Regions from separate parts of the Mus musculus genome. Here region 1 is linked to region 2. Evidence: chromatin loops called from intact Hi-C (ENCODE). Cell type or tissue: heart. All regions are shown on one strand. Links, peaks and the distances in the headings refer to the core of each region. The heading gives the core; the rest is flanking DNA. Region 1 has its middle 34 kb from the start of Aldh1l1. Region 2 overlaps Txnrd3 (thioredoxin reductase 3).

Evidence for each region. Peaks named below come from ENCODE experiments on the same cell type or tissue, not always from the same donor. Only the 100,000 strongest peaks of a DNase experiment are listed, where the experiment ranks them.
Region 1: it touches region 2 in a loop (3-fold over the local background); 5 of 42 quality-filtered maps call a loop at or near these places.

What each region holds. Positions count from the first base shown.
Region 1 is chr6:90,509,096-90,524,213 of GRCm38, forward strand. No RefSeq gene overlaps it. Among named protein-coding and RNA genes, the nearest start is that of Aldh1l1, 34 kb to the right of the region's middle. In heart, for the core only: a CTCF peak has its summit at 6,137 (motif pointing left); DNase peaks (open chromatin) are centred at 5,476 and 6,096; H3K27ac peaks cover 326 bases.
Region 2 is chr6:89,673,198-89,688,315 of GRCm38, forward strand. It overlaps Txnrd3 (thioredoxin reductase 3), which reads left to right. Exons shown (of 16, transcript NM_001178058.1): 15 at 864-998; 16 at 1,532-2,332. The coding sequence ends at 1,600. Among named protein-coding and RNA genes, the nearest start is that of Vmn1r40, 33 kb to the right of the region's middle. In heart, for the core only: CTCF peaks have their summits at 6,371 (motif pointing right) and 7,178 (motif pointing right); a DNase peak (open chromatin) is centred at 7,174.

The DNA of each region.
Region 1 (15,118 bases), core at 3,484-8,483, 840 kb after region 2:
GTTGATGGCATGGCCACAGGCTTCCTCCTCAGGTCCTTGGTTTGTGTGTTTGTTTCATAGACTAGAAGTCGTTGCCTAGAGTCGTGGAATGACAACTGAGCCAGCCCCTGGGTCTGACTAGCTGGACTGACCTCCTCCACCCTGGCTCCAGGATGGCTGCTGGCCAGCCCTGGTGTTCACGCCAATTCAGCACCTCTACAGCATACTCCCTGTGGACACTGTGTTCTCCTGCAGGGTATGGAGTAAACACAGGCCTCCTGGCTCCACGGGAGTCAGGGCGTCCTGCCAGGCCTTTCATTCATTCACTCACTCATCCATCCATCTATCCATCCATCCATCCATTCCTCTAGGAATTCTTTACTGAGTGTCTCTGACAGATCAGACATAGCAGGTACTGCATTTAGTTAAGACTTGGTGTGTCTCGGCATCCAGCTTGCAGCTTTATTGTGGTATTACAGCAACTTTAAAACTTCCTATTTTATACACAAATCCTGATTTCCATCTTTTTACTTCCTGCCTGTTCTAGAGTTTGAACCTCGGGGTTTTCTGTGCATTAAATTTGTCTTCTCCCTCTGAGCTGCATCTCCAGCCCCCTCTCTTTTCCTTTAGAAGTGGGCTGGTACCTGCGTTCACACCTTCTAACTCTTCAGAGGTTTATATGGCTGAGCCTCTTTCTCACAAGCTCTCCCATTGGCTCTGCCCCACACCCTTCCCAGCCTCATCAGGATGATACAGTCTTTCCTGTGGGACATTAGAAGTCCTTGCCGGAGGAAAGCCATTGATTCCCTCCGGGAGCCTACCCTACCTGCACCAACTACTCTTGGACACAGAACTTCATGTGTGCTTGAAATAGAATGAAAGGGAAGCAGATTGAGTGGAAAGAAACCTCCTGGGTTCCTCTTAAATGAGATGGATTGCCCAGTAGGCTTCAAAGTTACAATGGAAGAAGGCTCACAGCCTCACATTCCCACAGAGCACAGAATCCCCACCCTCCACAGGACTTAGACACCATCCTGAGTCACCTGTGCCTCCCATTAACAGGACTATCATCTTTGTCTCTTCTAGTGGACATCCAGTTGCTGGCTTAGGTGCAGCTCCCTGTTGGACCCTGGCACACTTCCTTCAGCCCTCTATCCTTGGGTCTCCTGGCTTAAGCTAGGACAATTGTCTCCTATCATCTGTCTCTGCATTTGTGTCTGTCTTTTCATAAGCAAAGTCAAAGGTCATAGCATGTTAGGCTGAGTTCAGAGTGTTAAGTGGAAGGGCTAAAATGTGTTCTAAGAGAGGTGGGCACAGTTAAGCCGAGGCTGCTCTCAGAAACTCCCAGCAATCGTGAGAGAGGACCCAGCACATCTTCCACAAGACACTGTGGTCCAGGCCTTGTGGAATTTCTGAGTGTCAACCAAAATCTCACCCTGCCCAGTCATCTTCTCTCTGCTCCAAAGTTCACATCTAACTAGTCCCTGAGGAACACAGTCATGGATACAGTTGGGCCTCTGTGTTCATAGATTCTATATCCATGCAGTCAATGAACCAGAGATTGAAAATATTTAGGGGAAATTGCAACTGATTTGAAATTCTCATCATTCTGTACCTAATCTAGCACAGCAAGTGTCTATAGAGCATGCACATTACCTAGAGATGACAGAAAGTGCACAGGAAGACATAGGAACCCTGAGCAAATGTCATGCCATTGCACATGTCCAGTATCCATCATCTGCACACATAGAAGCATGTCAGTTTAAAGTACTATTACCTCTACTTCCCCTCCTACATAGACATGGGGGGAGGTCATGCATGCCTTGATGCAGTTGCAGGAGTCAGGGCTCCGGTTGATTTTTCTATTCCCACTACATCAGTCCATGGGGTTGAACTCAAGTCATAAAGCTTGGTGGCAAGCACCTTTACTAGAAGAGCCATCTAGCAAGCCCTATTCTCCCTACATCTGAGATGAAGGGTGCTATCCTGGAAGGTAGGAGTGGCTATCTGGGACATGTTCCCCCACCTCCAAGCATGAATGAAGTCCTAGTTGACTGGCATTGGCTCTCCTTAGGAGGCAGTTTCGACCCTAGGAAGAGCTCTAGATTCTTTCTATCACCACCACCTCCTTTTCCCAGGAATCAGGGGCAAAAGGCACACTTGAAGGTGACCGTTCCCTGCAAAAGAACCCCAGTGCCTCTAGCTCCGTTTGTCCAAGCCTGTCCATGACTGAAGATTCTGGATCTACCCTTTGCAACCTCATACCCTAGGGAATGACAGGGCCTCCTAAAAGTAGTAGCTTCCCTGTGAGGTGAGTCAGGTCCCTACAGCTCCAGCTTCTAAGGTGACCCTACTGCTACAGACTCCTCTCTACTGTCCAAAGTCACAGGGTAGATCCTATGAGCCTAGAGCCTAAATATACACAATGGAGTACTACTCAGCTATTACAAATGGTGACTTCATGAAATTCTTAGGCAAATGGATGGAACTAGAAAATATCATCCTGAGTGAGGTAACCCCATCACAAAAGAACAAACATGGTATACATTCACTGATAAGTGGATGTTAGCCCAAAAGCTCAGAATATACCCAAAATATAATTCACAGACCACATGAAGCTCAAGAAGAAGGAAGACCTAAGTGTGAATGTTTCAGTCCTTCTTAGAAGGAGGAACAAAATACTCATGGGAGGAAATACAGAGACAAAGTGTGGAGCAGAGACTGAAGGAAAGGCCATCCAGAGACTCCCCACTTGGGGATTCATCCCATACACAGTCACCAAACCCAGACGCTATTGTGGATGCCAAGAAGTACATGCTGACATGAGCCTGATATGGCTGTCTCCTGAGAGGTTCTGCCAGAGCCTAACACATACAGAGATGGATGCTTGCAGCCAACCATTGGACTGAGCATGGGATCCCCAATGGAGGAGTTAGGGGAAGGACTGAAGGAGCTAAAAGGGTTTGCAACCCCATAGGAAGAACAACAGTGTCAACCAATCAGACCCCCCCAGAACTCCCAGGTACTAAACCACCAACCAAAGAGTACACATGGCTCCAGCTGCATATGTAGCAGAGTAGGGCCTTGTTGCGCACCAGGCCCTTGGTCCTGTGAAGGCCCAATGCCCCAGTGTAGGGGAATGCCAGGGCAGGGAGATGCAAGTGGGTGGGTGGATGGAGGCACACCCTCATTGAAGCAGGGGGAGGGGGATTGGGATAGGGGGTTTGAGGGGTGGGACTGGGAAAATGGAAAACATTTGAAATGTAAATGAAAATATTGCAGCAGGAGGTGGGCTAGAGAATGGTAAAGTTCTGGGAGGAAGTTGGGGAAAGTCTAGCACCAGTGGTAGTATGGCTGCCAGGAGCATGGATCTTTTCAGGAATCTCAGACTAAGAAGTGCAGTTTCTTCCTGAACCCATCCGTTAAGTTTGTTATTTATAGGAGCTTTATGCCACTGGGGTTGAGTTTTGCCTGGGGATTGGTAAAACTGTGACTTCTTCCAGTTCAGGCCCATGTGGTGCAAGACTGAACCCAGACCTAGTGTGCTCAGATGACCTGTGCACCATCACCCTGGCCACAGTTTCCATGAAACCCTGCCACCCCGGTGCTCTATACTCTGCAGACCTTCCCCACTCTCTCTTGAGCCTTAGCTTCCTCCTCTGCAAAGTTGAGAGTATATTAGTCGCTCGTGTCCACACTGGGGTTTAGAATGTCCCCACGGGCTCCTTTATAAACTCTCAGTCCTCACATGTCCTGCTAACTGAGGGAGAGGGTTGTGGAGGCTTCCATTGTAACGTGAGTATAGGCTTCATCACACAGGACTGCTGTGCTGTGACATCTTAGCATAGGCCCAAAACAGCACAGCTGCTCAACCATGCATTGACAACTCCAAAACCAGGATCGAGGATAAGCCTCTCCCTCCTCACAGCCCAAACAAGCTCCCCTCACCCTCCCTACAGCCTAAACCTCTGCCCACTTTAGCCCACCCCTACCAACCAAAACAACCCTCCCTCCCCATCCCATTACTTCTTGTTGGGTCATAGCAATGAAAAGGGTAACAGAAAAGACATTTGGCAGACTATTAAATCAGATTATCAGCAATACAGTGTCTTAGAGCAATATAAACTTAATTCTTACATAGTTCTGGGCTTGGCAGTGTGCAGCAGCATCTGAAATCAAATTGTCTGAAAGGTTTACTATCTATTGCCTGTCCTCCCCCAGCTTCTCGGCCCCTCCCTCCATCTTCACAGCCAGCTGTGGCCAGTTAAGCCTTACCCCAGACCATTCCTACAGACTGGCTAAGTCTGTGTCATAGAGAGGACGCTAGTGACATAACAAGGGCTCACCCAGATAAACCAGGACAATCCTCTTACCTCCAGTCCCCTGACTAGCTCTAACTGAACTCGTAGTCTTGGGATTCCTGTCATGTGGCAAATTTATTCACTGGGTTGGGTTAGGACATTATCTTCTATCTTCCATAGGAGTCAGAAGTGGTTTTCATGCAAAAGAGCAAAGCCACAGTTCAGAGAGGGTAGGCTGACAAGGTGACCCACGTGGAGAGAAGGTGTAGCCTGCAGGGGCCAGAGGTCATCTGACATTGGTGGAGCTCACCCAGGTGCTGGGGAAGCCATCTGAGACACAGGTCCAGGAAAGGGGTGACAAGCCCAGATCTATCTGAGACCTTGCTTAAAGTGGGAGATGGAAAGAGGTTAATGGGGACAATAAATCTCATTAAAATTTTGTGTTCACTTTTTTGACTTCAAAATTCATCCGTGAATTGTACAGCTACCCAAGGGCTAAGGCTTTTTTGTTTTGTTTTGAGGTTTATTTTTAGATTCTTTATGTGTATGAATGTGTTGCCTGCAAGTATGGATATACACCACAGGTGTGCAGAGCTCAAACATGCCAGAAGAGGGCCTTAGATCCCTTAAAACTGGAGTTATAGACTGTTGTAAGCCACCGTGTATATGCTGAAAATCAAACTCAGGTCTTCTGGAAGAGCAGCCAGGCTCTCAACTGCTGAGACATTTCTCCAGCCCCCAAAGGTTGAGATCTTAAATTTGATCATTTTCATTTTCTTTGTCCTCTGTTTCACTTCTAATGCAGCCCTGAGTGGACCTCGGTGTCAGCTGCCAAGGTTCCCCAGTACCCCGAAGCTACTCTGCCCAGCCAGGAGTCCTGGATTTGAGGTTGCTCAACTTGGGTCTCTGGAAGGGCAGAGAAAAGGCCTGGGAACCCCCTACTCTGAAAAGCTTTCCAAAGACTGGTGGTCTAGCTTGAATAGACAGAGGGAGAGAATGGAGGAGGAGGAGGCCAAAACCTGATCCTCCTGTTAGGATCAATCAGATAACTTAGGCTTTGCTCCTGACAGGGGGTCTCTGCAGGTCAGCACCCTTCATATCCCTCACAGCCCTGCCAGAGGGCAGGTCCTTGAGAGGCATCAGGCTGGCTCCATGATATGCTGAGTGTGCACTGGCCAGGCCTCTCTGATGATGCAAGCCAGTCTCCATTGTGCAACAGAGATGAAGGGTCCCAGGGAGGGCCCACAGAGGCTTTGCCTCACTGGCACATTGAGCTGTGTCAAAATCAAACACCCCAAAGGAGAGAGTTTGAGGTTCAGAGGGAAGGTGTATTTTTACCAGGCAGTACAGGTCCTAGGGACCAGGGGCCAGGAGTGGGAAGGGAGGGGCAGATTAAGGGGGGGAAAAAGACAGACAGAAAGAAGAAGAAAAGGAGGGGAATGGCATAGAGAGGAGAGGAGGGAGAGGAGAGGAGAGGAGCAGCAGGAGAGTCAGGAGGTCCCTGGTTGAGTGCTCTCACCTAGAGACAGACAGCCTGGAGCAACAATGGAAACTCTCAGCCCCAGATCTCACCCTGAGGCTGACTCTGCTGGGTAAAAATAGGTGTGGCTCATAGGACAAGGTCTTGCAGTCCCCAGCGGAGCCAAGTAAATAGTGACCTGATCCAGCCATGGAGAAAAACCAAACCTTGTTGACTTTGCAGGCCTGCAGCTCTGGGTGCGGCCACTTGGGTCTCTTCTGTGGGGCTTTTGAGCAGCCTAGCCTGGGCTCTGCTCAGATCTCAGGCTGGAACCCTGGGGCACTGCCATCTGCCCTACAGGGTTTCAATAGATTCAGGGCCTCTGTGGCACCATGCTGCCCCCTGCTGGTCAGTTCTGTGGGATCCCGGGAGGTCTCTGATACATGGTGACTAGGAGGCCACTTTGGAGAGCCCTGGGATGAGACCCTCCCTCTCTAAGCAGATGGCGTAGAGAAGCACCAGTTACATTTCACATGTACAACTGAGGGTCTGTAAGGTTATGGTGGAACTAGGAAGTCCTCGTCCCAAGTGGGGACATGGATGTCATAGTACTGTGTGTTACTCCCATGTTTGTGTGACCATGTCTCCTGCACTGCCCGCCCTGTGAATGCAGAAACTCAGTCATGTGAACTGCAGAAGATTTGGTGGTCATGATCAGCGGCTACCTACTAGTCACGTCTCTTCATGTTTGTCTGCTTCGTTTTTCTTTCTTTTCTTTTTCTTTTCTTTTTTTTTTTTGTTTTTATTTTAATGTGTCTGGCTTTTGTCTGCATGTATGTCTATGTACCACGCGTGTGCAGTGTCAGTAGAGGTCAAAAGAGGGCACTGGATCCCCTGGGACCCATGGAATCACACCTGAGTCCTCGACAAGAGCCACCGAGCTTTCCCTTTTAAGTTGACTGTAGAGGTGTCAGCTGCAGTCCGCACAGCTCCCTGTGGCTCCCATTGGCTGTGTTTTGATAGTACTAAAGGCCACGTCCAAGGAGCAGCATGTTGCATACAGATCAGGCAGGGAAGGTGAGTTCATGCTACTCTCTGCAGAACAGAATCATCCTCTATCTGTCCCGGTCATGTGGGGACATCTGAGTAAGGCAGGGAAGGAGCCAGCCAGTGGCCAGTGACAAAAGCCCCTTCCTCTGTTCCCTAGCTTCTGTCTGTCTTTCCATGAGAAGTGTGTGACTGGTGCAGACCTAGCAGAGGCTGGCACTGTCCTGAACTATGTGTTGGCAGTGTCCCTACTGGGCCTTCATTCAGAGAGTGGACCTCTTGGGCAAGGAGGGATTGTGTTCTCCCAGCTGTGGGTTGGTCTTGGAAATTGAGATTAAGAAAAAAGCAAAGATGTCCAGGTGGTGGCTTTTCTCCTCCCACTGTGTGGGGGTTGAGGCACAGGATAGCTCCTGGCCTTTGGGTACATTCTGGTGTGTGTGTGTGTGTGTGTACATGTTTATGCATTTCACTAGTTATAGAAGAAATATTACAGGGCTGGAGAGATGGCTCAGCAGTTAAGAGCACTGACTGCTCTTCCAAAGGTCCTGAGTTCAAATCCCAGCATCTACATGGTAGCTCACAACCATCTGTAATGGGATCTGACACCTTCTTCTAGTGTAGCTACAGTGATCTGAAGACAGCTACAGTGTATTTAGATATAATAATAAATCTTTAGGCTGGAGCAAGGAGGGCTAGCCAAGCAAGCAACCTTCATTCCCAGCAACCACATGATGGCTCACAACCATCAGTATAGTTACAATGTGCTCATATACTTTTTTTTTTTTTTTTTTTTTTTTTTGGTTTTTTGAGACAGGGTTTCTCTGTGTAGCTTTGGCTGTCCTGGAACTCACTCTATAGACCAGGCTGGCCTCAAACTCAGAAATCTTCCTGCCTCTGCCTCCTGAGTGCTGGGATTAAAGGCATGCAACACCACGCCCAGCTGTACTCATAAACTTAAATAAATAAAATCTTTTAAAAAAAAGATTAAAAGAAAATGTACTTCTAGAAGAAGGAGGAGGAAGAAGAAGAAGAGGAGGAGGAGGAAGAGGAGAAGGAAAAGGAGAAGGAGGAGAAGGAGAAGGAGAAGGAGAAGGAGAAGGAGAAGGAGAAGGAGAAGGAGAAGAAGAAGAAGAAGAAGAAGAAGAAGAAGAAGAAGAAGAAGAAGAAGAAGAAGAAGAAGAAGAAGAAGAAGCAGAAGCAGCAGCAGCAGCAGCAGCAGCAGCAGAAGCAGAAGCAGAAGCAATATTACTGCATGAGGCTGCCCTCACTTGTACCAGCAGTCAACAAAGTTGTTTTGTTTTAATGAGACAGGGTCTCTGGATGTAGCCCTGTCTGGCCAGGAACTCACTATGTAGACCTGGCTGGCCTTGGGTTCACAAAGATCCACCTGCAGAGATCCACCTGCCTCTGCCTCTGCCTCTGCCTCTGCCTCTGCCTCTGCCTCTGCCTCTGCCTCTGCCTCTGCCTCTGCCTCTGCCTCTGCCTCTGCCTCTGCCTCTGCCTCTGCCTCTGCCTCTGCCTCTGCCTCTGCCTCTGCCTCTGCCTCTGCCTCTGCCTCTGCCTCTGCCTCTGCCTCTGCCTCTGCCTCTGCCTCTGCCTCTGCCTCTGCCTCTGCCTCTGCCTCTGCCTCAAGGATTTGGATTGATGGATCAAGATCAAGATCTGGTTCCAGAACTGATGTGCTAGAGAGTACCAGAAGAAGGCTCAAAAACTACCCGGGAAGCCTGGATGTGGGACTCAAGATAGGCCTACAGACCCCAAAGGCTGGGAACTTCCTGTTTCCTCTGCCAGTGCAGTTTCTTTGTGCCAGAAACATGTGGAAGTCTGCTGTCCTCAACTCAGTCCACCGAGTACCTCCCCAGACCAGGAATCCATCTTCTCCAACACTGATCCAGCCTGTACGGAGCTCTACCCAAAAATACAAGATCTAGGCAGCAGAGGGAAAAAGCTATAGTAAAACTGTGGAAGCAAGGCCAGAGTACTGTGCTAGATCTGCAGCCCCAAAGGCAGCGCCTTTCCCCTGGCCTCTGACTGTGGGCATTCCTTGTCCCAGAGACACTGTCTTGATTGTTCTCCTCCGCTTAGCCCTCCAAATATTTCCCCAGGCTCAGAGTCCACGTTTCCTATGTGGGGAGAGACCACCATGTGTCAGCCACCTTACTAGCAAGACATCGGCCACTAGGGAGAAGTTTCTTGCCCCACAGGTCCCCACAGACCTCCCCCTGAACCAAAAGAAAAACCAGAGGCCGCGCCTCCCCACTGCCTTAGAGTCAACCCCTATCTCATTCCCTCCCTTTCTTCAGCCCGCTCCTCCCGCCCCCCCCCCATGCCTCCTATCCCAGAAAGTCAAGATGTCCTCGTTGCCCACACTTGCCACTTTGCATCTCACCATGTTTGTTTCATGTCCTGCGCATGCTAAGCTAGCACCCAGAAGCCACACATGGCTTCCCCAGCCCTGACCTGCCTTCTGAAGCCCCTTCTTTTGGAGGTGCACTGTGCCTTTCTAAAGGCTTTTGTTTTGAGGTAGGGTCTTTTTAAGGTAGATTAAACGTAAATGCCTTTTTTATGAGACGTTTGAAAGGGCAATCTGACCATTATATTTTATAGCAGCAGAAGCAGAAGCAGAAGCAATATTACTGCATGAGGCTGCCCTCACTTGTACCAGCAGTCAACAAAGTTGTTTTGTTTTAATGAGACAGGGTCTCTGGATGTAGCCCTGTCTGGCCAGGAACTCACTATGTAGACCTGGCTGGCCTTGGGTTCACAAAGATCCACCTGCAGAGATCCACCTGCCTCTGCCTCTGCCTCTGCCTCTGCCTCTGCCTCTGCCTCTGCCTCTGCCTCTGCCTCTGCCTCTGCCTCTGCCTCTGCCTCTGCCTCTGCCTCTGCCTCTGCCTCTGCCTCTGCCTCTGCCTCTGCAAAATCAGGAACACCCACCAGCCTTAAAGCACTCTTGTCTCTGAACAGCAGTGTTTCTGAGGACCTGTCTGACATCAAGGTAAACACAGAGATGCTACGGGTGGGCTTTCCTTAGAGTGGAAAACAGAAAGTGAGCAGGGCTTTTTTTTTTTTTCCAGAGAGAGGGGAAGCGGCTTGAGGTGCAGATGGGGACCAAGAAGTCACACCCACAGAGCCTGCTCCAATCCACAATGTGACTTTGCTGTCTGCCTGTCACAGGCTGGAATTTATTTCTCTGTTGTTTGAAGTCAGGCCAGCCTGTGATACGGAAAGTGCCAGCAGGGCCTTGTGCAAGTCCCAAGGCTTGAGCCTCAAGGGGACTTGTGGCTTTGGTCTTCACCTGCCCTTGTAACCACCATACAGATACCAGGCCAGCTTCCATGGATGGATTTTGGCCATTTTTGACTCTTGCCTGGAATGAAGAATGCTGCCTGCCATCTACTAGGAGCTGACTTCTCTCCCCACTGCTCCCCACCCCCCTCACCCCTCCCCACCCACCCTTTCCTCCTAAAGTTGTTTTATCAGATCTTTTATCACAACAGGAAATTGCCAACACTCCTCTTTGGTTAGATTTCCCCTGAGTTTTCTTAATTGATTAATGACATTTTCATTTCTGGTATTTAGAAATACAATATCATTTTACATGTCTGTGGTGTGTAATTATACAAAATAAATCCACATTATGTCCAGCTATGTACCAGCAGGGCTCCGAGGTTCCTGCAGCTAGCTGGCTGCCACTAGCACTTCCCAGATCACCTACCCCCGGTGGCTAGCCTGCAGAAATTCGGCTACCACTCACTCAGATCCCCTTAGTCCCATAAAACGAAAACTCTAGAGGCTTGTAATTTACCAGCCAAATTTGTAACAGTAAATCCTCAACCCCCAAAAGGCCCACACAAAGAATACGAAACTCAATTGCTATAAATACAAGCTGCACACCTAGATGGGGCAAATGTGCCCTACATTACTCGATTGCCCGCTGTGGCTATTTCAGGCCATGTGGTTCTGATTCATCTTTTTCCTCCATCTTCTCTCCATCTCCATCTCTCCCTGTCCCCATCTCTCTCCTCTCTCTAAAACTTTCAGCTCTGCCCCCTCCTTCCACTGTTCAAACACAGGCTTTAATCTTATCTGACCAATGAAGATTTCAATTGACCTCACCTGAATACAGACGACCTTGGGGGGGTGGGGTGGGGCAGAAAAAACAGACAACAATCCACAACACATGTCAATCTTGTGTATCCTGAAGCATTGGTGAGTTCATTAGCTTTTGTGAATTTGGGGGATTTCCAGGCAAAGTCTTGTCACCTGTGAACGCAGTATTTTGCCATCTCTTCCTCTTTTCCGTCTTCCAAGACAGAGTCTCACTCTGTAGACCAGGCTGACCTCGAACTCACAGAAATCCTCTTGCCTCTGCCTCCTGTGCTGGAATTAAAGACGCACGCTCTATTCCCCAGAAGTTGTTGCCTCTTTCTTCTACCTTAGTTTGTTTTCAGTTTCTTCTGTTTTACTTCTATCTTTGCTATATCCTGACACTTTTTATTTCTTCTTCTTGTTTACTTTCTCTGGTTAGAATTTCTAATATAATGTTCTATAACCCCTTCCAGCTTATTCCTGTCCTTAGACAGGCCATTCCAGCCCCTCTCCTTTGTGTGTGATGTCAGTGTGAGGCTCTCCCAATGCCCCTATGGTATAGAGGACATGGTTGTCTATGTGTACATAGGTCCTGGGTGACTCGTGTTAGTATGAGGAGACCTGGGCTTGTTCAGATATTTTATCAATGTCAGCTAAGATGGTCACCAAGTTTCCTACCCTTTATTCAGAGAGTGTCTTCATTATTGATTACTTCTCTTCTGTTGAATCCTTGCTTTCCTGGGGTAATGGAACAAACAGTGAAACCGACCAATCTTTTCACTAGTGGGTTCTGGTTTTGTTATTCTGCTTAGGAAAGCCTTTACAAAATGGCCCTGTGAGCTCAGACTTTGTTATGTGTGTGCCTATGTATGTGTCTGTGCATGTGTGCGTGTAGGTACCACGGAGTTCAGAAGGGGCGTTAAATCCCTTGAGCTAGAATAATAGGCATTTATTAGCAACTTGACCTGGGTGCTGGGATCAGAACTCTGGTCCTTTGACAAAGCAGGAAGTGCTCTCAGACCCCAACTCAAGCCTTCTTAACAGCTGTGTGGTGTTGCTTCATGGACACTCTACACTTTTAAGGAAATATGCATTGATGAGTGTTGATAGTAGGCAGTCTTGTTACCTACACAGATCTCCTTTGCCAATGTGTACCAAAGGAGTATTGTATTCTTCTCTGTGGAAGAAAGCGTTCTGCCTGTCACCACCTTAACTGAGTGACTGCACTTAGTGTGATCAAGTGGAGTGGCATATTGCATACTTCTGCTAGGACATGAAAAGATCAGAGTCCTGTGAAGTGTCTCTGCCAGAAATCCTTCACCTGAACTCAATCCTTAATAGCCAATTTTCAGTCTATAAGAGCACGCGCGCGCGCGCGTGTGTGTGTGTGTGTGTGTGTGTGTGTGTGTGTGTGTGTGTGTGTGGTGTGTGTGTTTCCATTTGGAAAAACAGATGAGAATGTGAGACATTTTATAAGAAAACTAATCTCTGCTCAAGTCAACTCCTCCTTTTCTAAAGGCAGAGAGGGCTGTTCTAGACAGACTGTAATAGTCAAGTACAGAGCTTGAACACAGCTTTCACATAGAGCTGGGTCAGATACTTTTATAAAAACTGGAGCAGCTTAAAAGGATGGGTGATTGGAGGTGTGGGAACCTGTCGGTGGGGTTGCTGTCACCTGTGGTGGTGGTGGCATATAGCACAGTGCTCCATCGGGAGGCAAACTGAATGTGTGTGTGAGGCTTTATCTGAAGTTCACATAGCCCCGAGGGTCAGCAGGAAACAGTTACAGCCATGCGCAAACCACTGTGCAGAGATGGTGTAGCACATAGGGTTCTGAAATATAAGTCGACTTGTCAGGAGTGTGCTCTGTCAGGAACACAGATGGCCACTGTCGTGGTTCGAAAGAGGATGTCCCCACAGGCTTGGACATTTGAAAACATCCCTGTTTGGTGGCTCTGTGTGAGGGGATTTGAGTGGTACAGCCTTGCTGGAGGATTGGGTTGGCTGTTCTTGGTTGTCAACATGACTACATCTAGAACTAACTAAAACCCAAGTGGCTGGGAACACTTGTGAGGGATTTTTCTTAATTAAACCCTTCAAGGTGGGAAAATCCACCTTGAATCTGAGCTGCACCTTCTGCTCTCAGCCTATATAAAGGACATGGAGGAAGGAGGCTTTTGCTCTCTGCCTGCTTGCTCTCACTGGCAAGTTCATTCCTTTACTGGCATTAGGACCCACTTCTTCATGATTTTGGTATATACTAAAGACCTGCTGAGACATCCAGCCTTATGGACTGAACAATATTAGATCTTTGGACCTTCTGTTGGTAGACAGTCAATGTTGAGCTTGCTGGATCACAGCCTGTAAGCCATTCTAATGTAACATAAAATAACATAACATATATTAATTTTATAAGTTCTGTCCACCTAGTGAACCCTGACTAATACAAACCTGTGCCACTGGGAGTGGGCTTTGAGAAAGCTTTATGCCACCTCCTGTTCACCATCTCTGCTTTACGATTGAGGTTGAAGATCTGAGCTGTCAGCCTCCTGCTCCAGCTGCCATGTCTGCTACCTGCTGCCAAACTCTCCTACTGTGATGGATTTCTACCCCTCTGAAACTATAAACCAAATAACCCTTCCTTCTATAACTCTGCCTGAGCATGGCTGCTTTATTATTGCAACAGAAAAGCAGCTAATACAGACACGTTTATGTCTTTCCACCACCCGGCAGAGTTTATCACGTAAGTTATAATCTATATTAATCTCATTGGCTGCAATTCAACAAGGGTCCCTGATGTCTCTTCATATTGTAGCTGCTGACAATGGCCTCTTTTAGGGCACGCATGCCATTTCTCATAAATATTCACAAGATGGCAATGGAGGGGATAGACCAGTTGTAGGCATTAAAGTGTGCCCTTCTCTGTAGGTGACCAGATAAGGTTGACACACCACATGGCAGTGGCAGTCAAGTGGCCACATCAAGGGGGGCTTGTGCTGGGCTGAAGAAACATGGTGGAGAGTCCACCATCCCCTGATTGATCCTGTGACACAGGCACCTGACTGTCTGACAGTGTGTGGGTTGCACAGACCTGGGAAGGTGGCCATAGAGTTTGGTCTGGTACTCTCAGTAAGTTCATGTGCCTGGTTTGTCCCATAGAGTTTAGCGTGCCTACATGTACTTGATGTAATTGCTGAGTGGTGCTGGTTTTGTTTTGTTGTTTTCATACATCCTTACCCTGGGCCATGATTCTCACTGGAAAGATGGTAACTTTTTATTTGCACAGACAAGGTGAGGGGTCACTCTGCCTCCGTGTGTCCACACAGTGGTACAAACTGTCTTTTACAAAGAGGGATTGCAGGGTTGCTGTTTCTACCATACATAGTAAAGGAGAGAGTAGCCCAACTGATTTCCACATTGACACTCTGAAGGCGTGTGTTTATGCAATTAAAAGTTGTAGAAATAAGCAGAAAATGAAAATATCTCTGCACGTATCGCTAAGCATCCGTCCGGTGTTTTTCGTTTGTCTGTTTTCTTTTTCACCAACACAGTATCTATCTTTCCACACCAGCAATACCCCCTTCTTAGCGTCCCCCGTGGAAAGGGTTTAAGTTCCAAAATCTCTAAGGCGTTTTCTCCTCATTGATTCAGTACAGCAAATTGTTCTGCTGGAGGAGCCAGGAGGGGCGAGCCTCACTCTGATCCCAAGAGATTGGTGATTCACCTAGAACCGCTCAGGTGAAAGTGCTGGAAGGAAATGCAGTCAGACAGGTTTCGAGTCAGGAAAATGGGATCAATTTCTCAAGATGCATTAAATATGAACTTAATGTAAACTGCATGTTTAAAGTTATATGTAAATTTTAAATGTTTGCTTTTTAATTTTATGTGTATGAATGTTTTGCCTGCATGCATGCATGTATGTATGTGTACCACATGTGTACAGTGCCTGCAGAGGTCAAAAGAGGGTGTCAGATAGCCAGGGACTGGAGTTAAGTAAGGTTGGTTATGAGCTGTGATGTGGGTGCTGGGAATCAAACCCTTATCCTCTGGAAAAGTGTCCAATGCTCTTAACTAATGATCCGTCTCTCCAGACCCTATAAAGGGAATTAGAACTTGTGGAAGTTGTTTTTGTTTTTGTTCTTTTTTCTCACTTGGTTGCACTTAAAAGAAATAAAACAAAGAGAGAAGGCTCCTCCACCATTGCCTGGCTGGCAAGTCACAGCATCTTTCTGGGCTCATT
Region 2 (15,118 bases), core at 3,770-8,769:
GGATTCTTGCCAGTTGGGTTTAATGGCATTTTAAAAGATGGCAGTCAGGGCAGGAGCGAGCTCTCAGCTGTTTGCAGAGGCTGGCACAGGAGCAGGTTCTCAGCTCAGCTGCACCTGTTAGGACGCAGGAGGAGCTGCTGCCCAGAGCCCATGGTTTCACACGGATGGTCTACAACTGTGGCTCCTGACACTTTGGCTACCATCCAGCACTGTGTGCAGTGCTCTGTGTACAGTGCACGTCTGTGTGTGTTTCTTCAGTGGTATGGCGCATATGGAGTGCTGAGGGGAGGCCCTCAGAGAGAAGTTCCAGGGCACTAGGCAGGGATGTCTCATGCACCTGGCTCTGTCCCCTCTGTCCCTGCCTCTGTGTTCACGGTGGATCAGAATGGAGGCCAGGATCCAGCCACAGCCTGTGGCCCCCATGACCCTGACACCCACTGCGTGTTGCCTTGCTGACGGCCTCCACCAGCCATTCCTGAGCTCTACTGAGTGTCAGGAGCAGGCACCTGCTCACGGAGCCCACAAATCCTCCTCCTAAGATCACAGCCCCTGGGATCACACCAGTGTAGGGCCTTATTTCATATGTGCCATGTTTGTGTGGCCCTGTCTCAGTGGAATTCAGAAGTCACACCCACCCATGAGCTCCATCACCGGTAGGTAGGCAAATTGAGTGTGCTAGTAAATTTGAGTGTGAGTTCTTACCACACATTTACCGAGTCCTTTGACAGATCCTTTGAGAGGCTGTTCACTGCTCAGTTCCTTTCCTGTGGGTGATCTTATATATTTTAGCTGTGAATGACAGGGAGTAGACTTTCATTCTGATCTTTAGCTTATGGGAATTCTGTGTTCTGTCTCTATTAAAGGAACGTGTGGTGGGATTTCACCTTCTGGGGCCAAATGCTGGTGAAATCACGCAGGGATTTGCAGCTGCAATGAAATGTGGGCTCACGAAGCAGCTACTGGATGATACCATTGGAATCCACCCCACCTGTGGTGAGGTAAGGAACAGGAGGGTATGTCTGTGTGTATCCATGTGTCTCTCTCTCTGTGTGTGTGTGTGTGTGTGTGTGTATATGTGTGCGCGTGCACGTGCAGGCCGAGGGCACAGCCTTGCGTGTCATTCCTTAGGTACTGTCTACCTCTTTTGGAGACAGGGTGTCACACTGACCTGAAGCTTGCCGATAGCCTAAGCTTGCTGGCCAGCAAGTCCCAGGATGTACCTATCTCCGTCTCCATGACATGGAGATTTTATAAGCATGTACCTGCACATTCAACATGGCTTTCAGGGCTTGAACTTGGGTCCTCACATTGCCAGCTCTTTACCCAGTTAGAGTCTCCCCAGCCCACAGTGAGGTACAACGGCTTTAACTAGCCTAGCTTCAAAACAATTTTGAAATGCAACATCAGAGATTTTTGATTCTAGTATGTTCTATATTAGCAACCTAACTCAATGTGTTCTCTCAGTGCAGCTGGAGCACGTCCTTGTTAAAGCAGCAGTAACGTTGCCATCTCTTGTTTTCTTTGCAAACAGGTATTCACAACATTGGAAATCACAAAGTCCTCAGGGCTGGACATTACTCAGAAAGGCTGCTGAGGCTAGCCCTGCTGCTGTTGGGTTTCCCTGTCACACTCTCACTCTGTGCCCATGACATCTGCTTGGGCACTGGGGACCAGTGCCGGACTTTCTCCTGGCATAGAGACGAGAAGGCGGCAGAGGACCAGCAGCAGCAGCAGCATCTGGAGTCTCAGCTGACGGCATGCAGCAGCCAGGCTGCTTCCTTGACACCTTGGCTCGGAACCTGCAGAGGTGAGCCAAGGCCGACTTCTGCACGTCAGCCTCGACTTCACCCCACGAGGCCTTAGATGGCACAGTGAGCCCACCTCCCTTTCCCAGTTGCTAGTGCTTTGACCCCTCACTTTGTTTCCATGAAGAGATTATCTTTCAGTTGTGGACTTGACTGTAAAGAGGCTTGTTGCCCAGAGTGTAGCACTTATGGATCTGTGGTGTTTGGGGAGCCAGGTTAGAGCAATTGGCTGCACTGGCCTCCCACTAATATAACCTGCTGTCAGAAGCCTGACTCAAGCCTCACTCCTTGCATAGCTCCTGAGGGGAGAACCGTGGAGCCATTCTCCTCCCAGCCTCTAGTCTAACGGAGCATCACAAAGAAGAGAAAAAAAATGTCCTTGTATTGCTATTGGTTTTCCATGTTTATCTTAAGGGTACTATTAAAAAAGATTTTACTACAATTTGTGTGATCTAATTCGTTAAACATGATTTGTTAAGTCATGATCCATTGAAAACTATTACACTAAAATTAAAAAAAAATGCCTGTATTTTTTTTTTTTTCTGAAGCAGAGTCTTACTTGGTGTTAAAATAAGGCTCTCCTGGAACTCAAAATCCTCCTGCCTCAGCCTCCTAAAGGCTGGGATTGCAGGCATGCACCACCATAGCAGTGGCCCTTCTTCTTTATACATCCGTTATCTTGGGTAGTCTGAGCTGACTGGCACCACATGTGATAGGGAAATCATACTTCACAACTGATGTCTAACCAGTTCTCCAAGCACTGCCTGAACTATCAACCAAATGACAGGCCTGACCAGGTAAGAAGATGTGTAGAGGTCAAAGGAAAGAGGTCTGTTTCTAGTTAGTGTGACTAGACATAGGCTAGATGGAGAGAGAAAAGAGGGGCAGACGTGTGTATGTGGGGGAGGGGGAGGGGGAGGGAGCAGGGTCTGTGTAGAGGGGTCTGACTGTCCTGACTCATGACGCCTGTACCCCAGTGCCAGGGACAGACTGCACTCAGGTGTCATTGTATCTAGAATGGCCCACGTAGGAATTAGCTTCTGGGACTGCTGGCTGTTCTCTCACGTATTGGAAGCACTGCTGCGGGATGCTGTGGGTATCAGGTCACTTGGACCCAAGGCCACCAGGATCCCTTACCTGTGATCACTTCTGTCCAATTCAAAGGTGGTGCATGGCTGCTACCCTTTGGGAATGGTGAGTTCAGAATGCTTACCAAATGTGTTCTCAGGAAGGGATTTAATCCTGGAACACACAGTGGTGCTTTTGCAGTTGCTGGCTAGGTGTTGTACACTTCTGTCTGGTCACTGCAGTGTCAGAGAGGCCATGCAGCCAGTTGTGTGAAGAGTAAGCATATTGGATGCACCCCCTCGAGGCAAACACTGACTAGTGCATAGCTGGTCGTCTTTTTTATTGACTTTATGTATGTGAGTATTTTGTTCATGTATGTCTGTGCACCATATGCATGTCTGGTACCTGTAGAGGCCAGAAGAGGGCACTGGATCTCTTGTGGCTGGAGTTAAACAGTTGTGAGCCACAATGGGGTACTGGGAACAGAACTCTGGTCCTCTGGAAGAGCAGCCAATGTTCTTAACCACTGAACCATCTCCTTATCTCCCAAACTGTATTCTTAGAGCATACAGAGCTTCTGGGACTCACGCTTTCCTGTTTAACATCTAGGGAATTAAGCAATTGCCCATTTATAGAGTAAGTGAGAAAAACAACCAACCAGTTCATCTTGGTGTGAGCTCATTCAGATTTCCATCTGGCTTTCCCGGGTGGGGACCTAGTCCTTGGCTTTCATCGGTCTGTGGAGGTCTATGTTTATCTTCATTTCTGAAGGACATTTGCTGAATAGGGGAATCCAGCTTGACTTGTGTTTCCTATCAGCACTGTAAAGGTTAAGTTCCGGGTCGTCTTGTCCTTTATCATTGTGAATGCATCATGCCACTTTGTTGAGTTCCTTCTATGTGCCTTTTCGCATCACTACATAGCTATACTTAAGACATCAGCTGGAGCTCCCCCTTGCTCAGAAAGGAAGGGCCTTGTCCCAGGGCTTCCAGTGGCTACCTGAATCCACAGATGGGACCAGACCTCATCCTGTGCACACACAGAGGGCCTTTCTCATCCCAAGCAGGCTTCTGTCTTATCACATCTGCTCTGTGGTTGGTATGAGAGCACTGCGCCTTCTTCACAGCTCTGTGGGTAGAGGATTCATTCTTTCAGGTCACCACAGCCAACCTGGCACTCAGCACTTTTCTTTCCTTATTAGTAATGATCTCTCTGGAGGAAGCTGCTCTGGGCAAGTGACTCTCCAGGGCCACTGCAGTAGTAAGCCAGGTGCAACTAAGAACAAGCAGCCAATCTGATTAGTGGGAAGGAGGAATCTACTGTGGATACTCAGCATGAAGGAAGGTTCCATATCCCTGGATGGGGGAGGGGGAGAGGGACCATGGGGTGGGGTGGGAGTCTGCTCAGATGAACTGTATATCTCTGGTCTTCTATTTAATGTTTTCAGACTGCAGTTGGTGGGCAACTGAAACCTGGGCAAGCAGGGCGTCACACGGGGACTTATGGTGGATGTTTCTTCATTCTTAGCCTTTCTGGGCTTTACTGAGCTTCTAGGATCCATGACTTGATGTCTTAATGGGAAAATTCTCAGTCATATCTTCCTCAAATATGTTATATATTTTCTGCTTGTAGACTAACAGTGTGGATGCACTGGAATTAATTTTGTGTACCTCAGATTCCTCTTGTTCCCACCTTGACTTGGCCCCAGGGACCCCCCCCCCAATTGTATCCTGTCCCATCCCATCTGCTGCTAAAGGCCTTGCACAGATTTCCCTGGTGTTGCATTGTATGTGTAGATTGGGTTTTCGCTGGTAGAACTGCCATGGCTCTTATATTTTATCTTTCTCTTCAGATTCCCCATATATTTTCATATAGCATCCACCTTTCAGGCCATATGGCATGTTTAAAGTCCTCTGTTTCTCAGAGCTTGGTCGTTCCTGTCTGGCTTTTACTGAATGTTATTCAGTAAACCATGTGGTTGCTGGGAATTGAACTCGGAACCTATAGAAGAGTAGTCAGTGCTCTTAATCATTGAACCATCTCTCCATCCCCTGTGTCCCTTTCTAAGGAGTAATCAGAGGCCACCCTGGTGACCATTTCAGGACCCAAGCTATCTCATCTAGTAAAGGAACATGGGATTTGTATTTTTTTAATAATAGAAGAAAAATTAGGTCATACTAATCTCTATTTAAATTTTAATTGTGTTCATTATACATTCTAATTGCATTTGTTTATTTGTTTTTGTTCACTTATCGTGGAAATGACTTATATCTTCCCACTATGTGGATTCTGGAGATTGAGCTCTGTTCCAGCCACATCCTCTGCTCTCCTTCTGTTTAGTGCCCACCAGGGTCTCCTTGGTATTGGAACTGTTTGTGATAAACGATGAAAGTCAGGAAGGCATCTATATTAAAGGACGAGGGGCAAGGGGTGGCTCTGGCCTGTGTTCTGCCAGCAACAAAGCAGGGCCTCCTACTGTTCCAGTTGACATCTGAAAATAACGAGGGCCCTGATGGCTAAGGAGTCAGTTATGTCTGGGCCTTACTCAGTTGCTGAGGCCATGGGCTGAATCTGCCTCCGTCTCCCTGTTCTCAAGGCCTTGTGTGGGTTGGTTCTCCCTCTGCCAGAGAAGCTCTGCCAGGAGCAGGGTGCATGAGTTACGAATTAGTGCCCGTGTCTAGCTTGCCCTGTCATTGTCCACTTCCACCCCCATAGGCTTGGAGGAAACTGGCTCTCACCACAGGCCCCTGGAGAAAGAGAGCCAGGGTGGAACCAGGATCTGTAAGGGCCTCACTGGGCCCTTACCCACAGAGATATGTCATCCTATGTGGTGTGAAAGCCATGCATTCAGGACTGTCACATGAGGTGAACATTGGCTAACACATCATTTCAATGTACTTAATTTGAAGGGTGTCAGGCCAACCTAGATGTTTTTAAAGATGGACAGCTGTCATAGTGAATCAGTTTCTCCCAGCTTCCAGCCACACAGTCTGGCTGGATTTGACGCTTATCAATGCGTGTGAGTTTCCTCTTTAACACACCCACAGGCTCCAGATTAGACTTTTAACGTCCCAAGATGTCCCAGGCAACCCCCCTTCCCCTAATGAAGCCTTGGGCTTGGTGGGATGGAAGTGATAATTACCCAAGGTTATCTAGGCAGAACCCAACTCAGCCAGAAGAAGACTATAAAGCTAAAAACTGGGCAGAATGAAGGGAGTTACGTTCTGCATGCTCATGTAGGGTGCAGCCCCATTGGATGTCACTGGTTAGACGCTCCTTACCTCTGTTCCAGGAGAGAAGCAAGAGCAAGCCTGCCTAAGCAGACCACCACCCCAGCACAGATGAGCCCGGGAAAGTTCAGGTTCTGTGACTTCTAGGCTGCCTCATCCTCTCATGGTCACCATTTCAAAGGGTCCAGCATCCCTAAATGAGGTCTAGACTTCGCAGGAGCCTGAAGACCTGAGCCTGCTGGCTCCTCCTGCGGATTCCCCTTTGTACCACACGGTGGCACCAGAGAGCAGCGTATATTCTGTAGGGCCAAGGAAGAAACCCAAGGGCCTGCAAAGGACATGGGGAATGCAGCTTCTAGAAGAGACACCATCAATCTCGATGACATTTTACAACCCCTAGTCTCTGCCCATTTCCTCCTCAGGGAGGCCTATCGTCACTCTGCCTCGCCTCCTGTGCTTTCCCTGACATTGTCTGTGGTGAAGTGTGTCTCTCCTTCATCCATTCCTTTACCCAGGTCAGGGCTCCTAGCAGCTCTGGGTACTTTTCAGAAAAAACAAACAAACAAACAAACAAACAAACAAACACACACACACACACACACAAACCAACCCAAAACCTTCCCCTGTAATCTGTGTTTTCCTAAAATCACATACACAACCAAATACGAGCGGGAAACTACAACAACCTATTTAGGGGACCTGGCAAAAGAAGAGCATTGGACACGAATTTCTAGATCAATGATAGCACCACAAGGCAGCTGTGGATCCCACAGCCTTACTTTTCAGCTGCACAGGCAGCCTTCAACTCACAATGGAAGCGTGACAGCATCTTAGCCTTCACAGCGACTTAAGAAGGTTACAACCACAGAATTCCAGTGAACAGGAAAAGAGAGGCGAATCACTTTGCCAAGACCACAGAAATAATCAATAGCGGAGTCCGAATTTGAGGCCCTAGAGCCTGGTTCACTGAGCCCATGGGAGTTTGGGGGGTGTGGTCAGCTGCTGCAGACTCCTCACCTTTTATTCACAAGGGTTATTGCTGCGCCAGGACTGAGGTGGCCGTCCCTCCTTGCTCCAGCAGGTGGCGACAAAGCACCGACTCAAATGTGCTCCTGACCTGGTAGTAAACTTGGTTTGGCTGAAAACATAACCTGCACTTGGTCATGGGAGATGTCTTTCTTGGACTCAAATAAAAGTTGCAAATGGGAGAGTGACTGGGCTAGCAACGAATCTGCCAACATTATGTCTGCAGCCAGTCCCAAGAATAGCTGATCTCATGTGGTTTGGGATCTTAGGGTGGACCAGATTCAATTTCCTCCTGAGAACTCTAGGCCTGGAAGTTACTAGCAGCAGAGCACACTCAACAAGTTCACACACGCACTTATAGAAAGAACTTGACGATAGCAGTGATTTTTAACAGCTCAAAGTCCTGTACCATGGGTGGAAAGGGCTTGTGTGCAGACACACACACACACACACACACACACACGACTTTCATTAGCACCGGTTTTATAATATTCCTAGACTTTAGTATTTTGTTTTTATTTTCACTTTTATCATGGAATTTAAACTTTCCTCTTTATTCTTTCCCGACTCTGGGTCACTTTGCCTGGGTCCACTCTTAACCCTGGGTCACTTTGCCTGGGTCCACTCTTAACCCTGGGTCACTTTGCCTGGGTCCACCCGTCTCTTCTTTTTCCTCTATGTGCAGTGCAGGGCAGCACTGCACTCCACTCTCACTAGGCTCCCCTGTCCTGCAGCAGATTCTCAGCTTTTCCTTACCTTTAAATATCCTGACAGCAGTGGCTAGTGCTGGGGTGATGTGTGTGTGTGTGTGTGTGTGTGTGCATTTGTGTATCTAGACTGTTGCCGTCATTTTCAACCCCAATAAGCCCATATAGAAAACACACAATTCAGTTATATTTATAAGCTATAAGCCTACATTAGGCAGATCTAACACGACACTAACTTATTCTCCAGCTATGAGACCCTTTGCACCTACTTGTATTTTTTTTTGGGGGGGGGGTTGGTTTTTTCGAGACAGTGTTTCTCTGTATAGCCCTGGCTGACCTGCAACTCACTCTGTAGATCAGGCTGGCCTCGAACTCAGAAATCCGCCTGCCTCTGCCTCCCAAGTGCTGGGATTAAAGGCGTGCGCCACCACACCCGGCTATGAGACCCTTTGCTACTTGCAGTTCTCCTGGCCAGGTGGCTCTGCTCCATCTTGGCTTCCCCCTCTTTGTCCTCTCTCCTTCCTTGTCCTCCTCCTCCTTCTACCTGCCCCAAGACCCCCTGTCCCAGCTTTCCTTCCACTGCCCAATCATAGCCTCTAGCCTTTATTTGACCAGTTAAAATGGGGAAAAGGTTCACCTAAGATCACTTGAGTACATGATCAGCTGCTTGTCAGGGAGCAGCCTCTCTTGAGGAAGCAGAATTAACATCAGAATACAAACAGCATCAGGGCTACTCACAACGTATTCCCCCCTTTTGTCCAATAAAAATGCTGTTTTCTCTCAGATATAAATTGAACATAACCCTAACAATTTTGTAAATTATAAAATATGACATACACTTAACATCCAGCCCTTCATATTTGTCAATTTAGATAAAGTACTCTATCATCTCTCCTAACTTAAGATGTTTATAGTTCTGTGCCTCAATTATGTTGATTTTAACTTGTATTCCCATCTGAAATCTATCCTTACAAATCTAGATTATCTTCCTTAGTGCTAAACCACTTAAGTTTGATATAAGACTATAACTAGTCTTCCATCCCATCAGAGATCTGAGAAGAAATTAAATATTACCTGAAGATGTAGGAGGCGCAAAGGTACAACTTCCAAAACTACACAGTTTGTGGTGACAGGTGACTTCCTGGACAGTCCCCTAATTTCTTACAACGTTGGAGCATCTATCTTCAGCCATCTGGCACAGAAACATCTGACAGACCTTTAATGAAACAGGAATTATGAAGAACTAGCTTACCCTGTCTTGGCAGAACTAGGCAGTTGACTATGCCACATCTGTTTGTCCTGTTTTGGACAGTATTTTTGTCTGCAGATGAATTAGGGCAATTCTTGCCCAGGGCTACCTTGCCAAGATGGAAACAACTCAGCCTGGAGGCAATGATGCTCAATATCTTCCTTGAAGTGGGATGGGGACACTCTCAGGATCACACCTGTCTCATAGTCAAATGATCTTCAGTGATGAAATAATATTAAGTTCTATATTCTGTGGATCTCTGAAACTTCTGAAGACTATCTAAATGTAATTGTCAAACATTCATTATGCTTAGCTATTCACTATTTGAATACTATTTGAAAACACTTGTTGTAGTTAATTAGAATCTAATATGACCATAAGTTTCACTATCTAACTATTAACTTACATTACTTAGTCATTGTCTTAGTCAGGGTTTCTATTCCTGCACAAACATCATGACCAAGAAGCAAGTTGGGTTTTATTCAGCTTACACTTCCATACTGCTGTCCATCACCGAGGAAGTCAGGACTGGAACTCAAGCAGGTCAGAAAGCAGGAGCTGATGCAGAGGCCATGGGGGGATGTTTTTTACTGGCTTGCCTCCCCTGGCTTGCTCAGCCTGCTCTCTTATAGAACCAAGACTACCAGCCCAGAGATGGCACCACCCACAAGGGGACCTCCCCTCTTGATCACTAATTGAGAACATGCCTTACAGCTGGATCTCGTGGAGGCATTTCCTCAACTGAAGCTCCTTTCTCTGTGATAACTCCAGCCTGTGTCAAGTTGACACAAAATTAGCCAGTACAGTCATCCTAAACAGTTTGTAATAGCAGCTATTAAAGAGACTGAGTCTAAGCCTTTGCATTCTTTTTATTTTTTTTTAAAGATTTCTTTATTTATTGTATGTAAGTACACTGTAGCTGTCTTCAGACACTCCAGAAGAGGGTGTCACATCTCATTACAGATGGTTGTGAGAAACCATGTGGTTGCTGGGATTTGAACTCAGGACCTATGGAAGAGCAGTCAGTGCTCTTAACTGATGAGCCACTTCTGCAGCTCCCAGCCTTTGTATTCTTATATGAGTTGCATAGGCATAATGCCTATCTACGAGCAATAATATTAATTTAAAATTTTGTATTAATATACAAAATTTTATACCAATGAAAACCTTAAACCAGTATTAATACATACAAATTCTTTACCAATGTAAGAAATTAAAACTTCCAATTTGCATCAAGTATAAAAGTTTCTACCAATGTAAGATTATGGCTATACAATGCTTTGTTTAGGAGTAAATTTAATATCCTATCTCTATTTCTCTAATTTCTATAATATTATTATATCCCCCACTTTCCTTTACAACTCCCTCTCCTTTATCTAAGAAGGAAGCACAGAGAAGAGGAAAGGTAGAAATCCCTGAATCTAAGTTCTCTTGTTTCCTCTTCCTGTCCAAAGTTACAACATTTGCACAATATCCCTCAAAATGACAACATATCTATAATTTATAAAATAGCCAGAACCATCCACTCCAACCTAAGGGATTATAAAAAAGCTCTTCTCCCAGATACAAATTGAACAAAACCATAACTATTAAGCAAACTACACAGTATGAGGTACAAATGACATCTAGTCCATCAATTTGTCAATTTAGATAAAGTAGTCTACCATATTTCCTAAATGAAAGAATTGACTCTATCATTGGATTATGTTTAGAATTTTAGCCTGTAATATCACTAGAAACCTATGTTATCTACTATATAAACTTTCTCTATCTTATGCAACTTGAGTTTGATTATGAGACTAAAACTAGTCTTTATCCCTATCAGAAATCCGAGAGTGACTAAATATTAACTGAAAATATAGGAAGCACAAGGCATAGCTTATGAAACTTGACCAATTTATAAAGATGGTTGATTACCTGGACAGTCCTCCATTTTTCAGAATCCAAGAGCTTCTGTCTTAGGCCTTCTGGTCAAGGATCATCTATCTGACATACTTATTATGCAAAAAGTTGAAGGGCCACTGATCCTGTCTCAGCAAAGCTAATAGTCAACTATACGGCAAAAATTGTCCTTCTCTGGACAGTATTGTCTGTAGATGACCTGTGTCAGCTAGGTGGCAGCCTTGCCACAATAATCAAGCCCAACTGGAGGTAATGATGCTCAATATCTTTTTTGAATTGTGATGGGGGGAGGTACTGTCAGGAGCAGACATGTCTCATAGTCAAATGATTTTTTAATAATGAAATGGCTTTAACTGTTTTATGATTGGTTATTATTAAAATTGGCTCATAAAAAGACACCTGTCTTTCACATGCTCAAACAAGGAGCAGAATTTCATCCTTAACTAGTGTGCACCCTACACAGAATAACACAATCCATACAGATATTTTAATGGTACTTGTCTTAGGGTTTTACTGCTGTGAACAGGCACCATGACCAAAGCATCTCTTATAAGGACAACATTTAATTGGGGATGGTTTATAGGTTCAGAGAATATCTTTTATCATCATCAAGACAGGAACATGACAGCATCCAGGCAGGCATGGTGGAGGAGGAGCTCAGAGTTCTACAGCTTCATCTGAAGGCTGCTAGCAGAATGCTGACTCCCAGGCAGCCAGGACAAGGATATTAAATCCCACACGAACAAAGCCACACCTACTCCAAAAAAGCCACGCCTCCCAACAGTGCCATACCCTGGGCTGAGCATATACAAACCATCACAGTACTTAAATTCTCTTTTGAGATTTGTATATTACAGAGTGTACAGCTTTGGTCAGATTCGTCCTCAGACATGCTGAATTGACGTGTTTGGACTCCTGGTGTCATGGATTCCATGATACCAGGAGTCAAAATCATCTTGCCTCATTCAACCTTTCAGACAGATCCAGTCAGAACTTCAGTCAAGCCCTGAGCTTTCTAGGCATCAGAGACTGAATAACAGTTGCTAGCTTGACTTTCTTAAGGCCTAACCAAATCTAATTTTCCTACCCTTCCCCTCCCCTTTAAAGATATTTCAGCTTCCAAACGCTGACACCATTGCATACACTAGCAAGATTTTGCTGAAAGGACCCAGATATAGCTGTCTCTTGTGAGACTATGCCGGGGCCTAGCAAACACAGAAGTGGGTGATCACAGTCAGCTATTGGATGGGTCACACGGCCCCCAATGGAGGAGCTAGAGAAAGTACCCAAGGAGCTAAAGGGAACTGCAACCCTATAGGTAGAACAACATTATGAACTAACCAGTACCCCGGAGCTCTTGACTCTAGCTGCATATGTATCAAAAGATGGCCTAGTCGGCCATCACTGCAAAGAGAGGCCCATTGGACTTGCAAACTTTATATGCCCCAGTACAGGGGAACCCCAGGGCCAAAAAGGGGGAGTGGGTGGGTAGGGGATTGGGGGGGTGGGTATGGGGAGCTTTTGGGATAGCATTGAAAATGTAAACGAGGAAAATACCTAATAATAAAAAAAAAAGAGAAAAGTGAAAAAAAAAAAGATATTTCAGTTTACCAAACTCTGTAAAATGAAACACATCCATTTGCCAAACTTCATTTCTTTGGGTACCTTTAGGATTACTTCCTGTAGGTAATGGAATTTGGTTATATAATGAGCAAGTATGACATTGCGTCACAATTTACTTGGCTTGTTGTCAAATGGCAAAAAATTATTTCTTTAAATCCTTGCTGTTAACATGGTGTTTTTTATGTTTAGCAATTGAATATTAATTAATTAATTAATTAATTTTCAGAATGATATTCTTTTTTATTAGATATTTTCTTTATTTACATTTCAAATGCTATCCCGAAAGTTCCCTATGCCCACCCTTCCTGCCCTGCTCCCCTACTTACCCACTCCCACTTCTTGGCCCTGGCATTCTCCTGTACTGGGGCATATAAAGTTTGCAATACCAAGGGGCATCTCTTTCCAGTGATGGCCAACTAGGCCATCTTCTGCTACATATGCAGCTAGAGACACGAGCTCTGGGGGTACTGGTTAGTTCATATTGTTGTTCCACCTATAGGGTTGCAGATCCCCTCAGCTCCTTGGGTACTTTCTTTAGCTTCTCCATTGGATGCCCTGTGTTCCGTCTTATAAATGACTGTGAGCACCCACTTCTGTATTTGCCAGGCATTGGCATAACCTCATACTAGACAGCTATATCAAAGTCCCTTCAGCAAAATCTTGCTGGCATATGCAATAGTGTCTGGGTTTGTGGCTGATTATGGGATGGATCCCTGGGTGGGATAGTCTTAGATAGTCCATCCTTTTGTCTTAGCTCCAAACTTTGTCTCTGTCATTCTTTCATGGGTATTTTGTTCCCTATTCTAAGGAGGAATGAAGTATCCAGGCATTGGTCTTCCCTCTTCTTGATTTTCTTGTGTTTTACAAATTGTATCTTGGGTATTTTAAGTTTCTGGGCTAATATCCACATATCAATGAGTGTATATTGATCTAATGACTTCTTCTGTGATTGGGTTACCTCACTAAGCACTAAGGATGATATTCTTCAGATACATCCATTTGTCCAAGAATTTCGTGAATTTATCATTTTTAATAGCTGAGTAGTGCTCCATTGTATAAATGTACCACATTTTCTGTAACCATTCTTCTGTTGAGGGACATCTGGGTTCTTTTCAGCTTCTGGCTATTATAAATAAGGCTGCTATGAACATAGTGGAGCATGTGTCCTTATTACCAGTTGGAACATATTCTGGATATAACCTTTCTTTATCATGTTCATGTAGAAGAATTGTCAAAAAACAATCTTTTAGATCAATTACTATGATAGTCCATTCCTTAGGCAACAAGGAAGCCAATGGGATTCCAGGCTGCAAGGAACTCATTGGCTGAATAATCTCATTAATTGCTCTGAGATCTGTCAACATCCTTCATTTGCCATACTTTCATTTTAAATGACAAATACCACAGAATTCCAAGGGCTGGTGGACTCCTCTATATACTGAGTCTTAGCTGTTCCTGGACTAGCTGTTCTAATGCCTGTAGTTTTTCTTTTGTCACGGACCATTAATCAATCCAATTTGGTTGGTCAGCTAACCACTTTAGTAGTAAGGCTGTTGGTGTTTTAAGTGGCTCCTTGATGTAAATCTGAATTGTCAGCCCCTACTGCATCATGTTTATGGACAGCCTGGTTAGTCTGTAACTGTATTTGATAACATTCCTTAACTAATTTGATTTTTTTTAAAAATTAGGAGCCTGACCAGTTTTGTGGCCAGCCTCTGAAACTGAAGGGATATTGATTTGTGTTTTCCACTGTTGTAACATATCTCTTCCCCATAAGTTTATAGGCATATTAGCCACGGATGGCCTTAATTTTCCTATCTGACCCTCAGGCTCTGTACATTTAAGCCATCTGGTGCTTTGCTTTCTTTGTTGTATGTCTACTTTTTGAAATGGCCAATCTGCAAGCCATGATTTTGGAGAGATAATGGTGACATTTGCTCCAGTGTTGACCATTCCTTCAATTTCAATATTGTTTACTAATATTCTAAGCTTGGGCCTTTGATCCTCTATAGAAGTTTGCCAAAATATTTGTTTTTGGCCTCTTTTTAGGTCTTTTGAGTTGTTTGTAGAATTTACCTTGTTATCTGCTCCCACAATGTCTGTTTTTAGAGCAGTGGTGATTATTTAATTGTCCTGAGGAAGAGAACTCTTCCTGTCTGGCATTGGGGCCTGCAAGAAGTCCCCCCTGGGAGTTTTTGCCCCATTTGTCTGTTGTTCCACATTCCCTAGCCCACTGTTGGCCTTTGCCATATCTTTTACCTATTCCAGAAGGCATAGACTCCTTTTTGGAATTAATTTGGTTTTCTCTGCAGTTTATTCTGAAATGACCCTGCTCACTACAATTAAGACATTTGAAATTTTGAGTCATCTTAAGGCCTTTAGTAGTAGCTTCTCCTATGAAGGTCATATCAGGCGACCGAGGTCTAACATCAACTGTATATCTAATCCACTCATCTATTGATACTGACATTTCCCTCAATGGTCTGATTACTTCCTCCAATTCAGCAT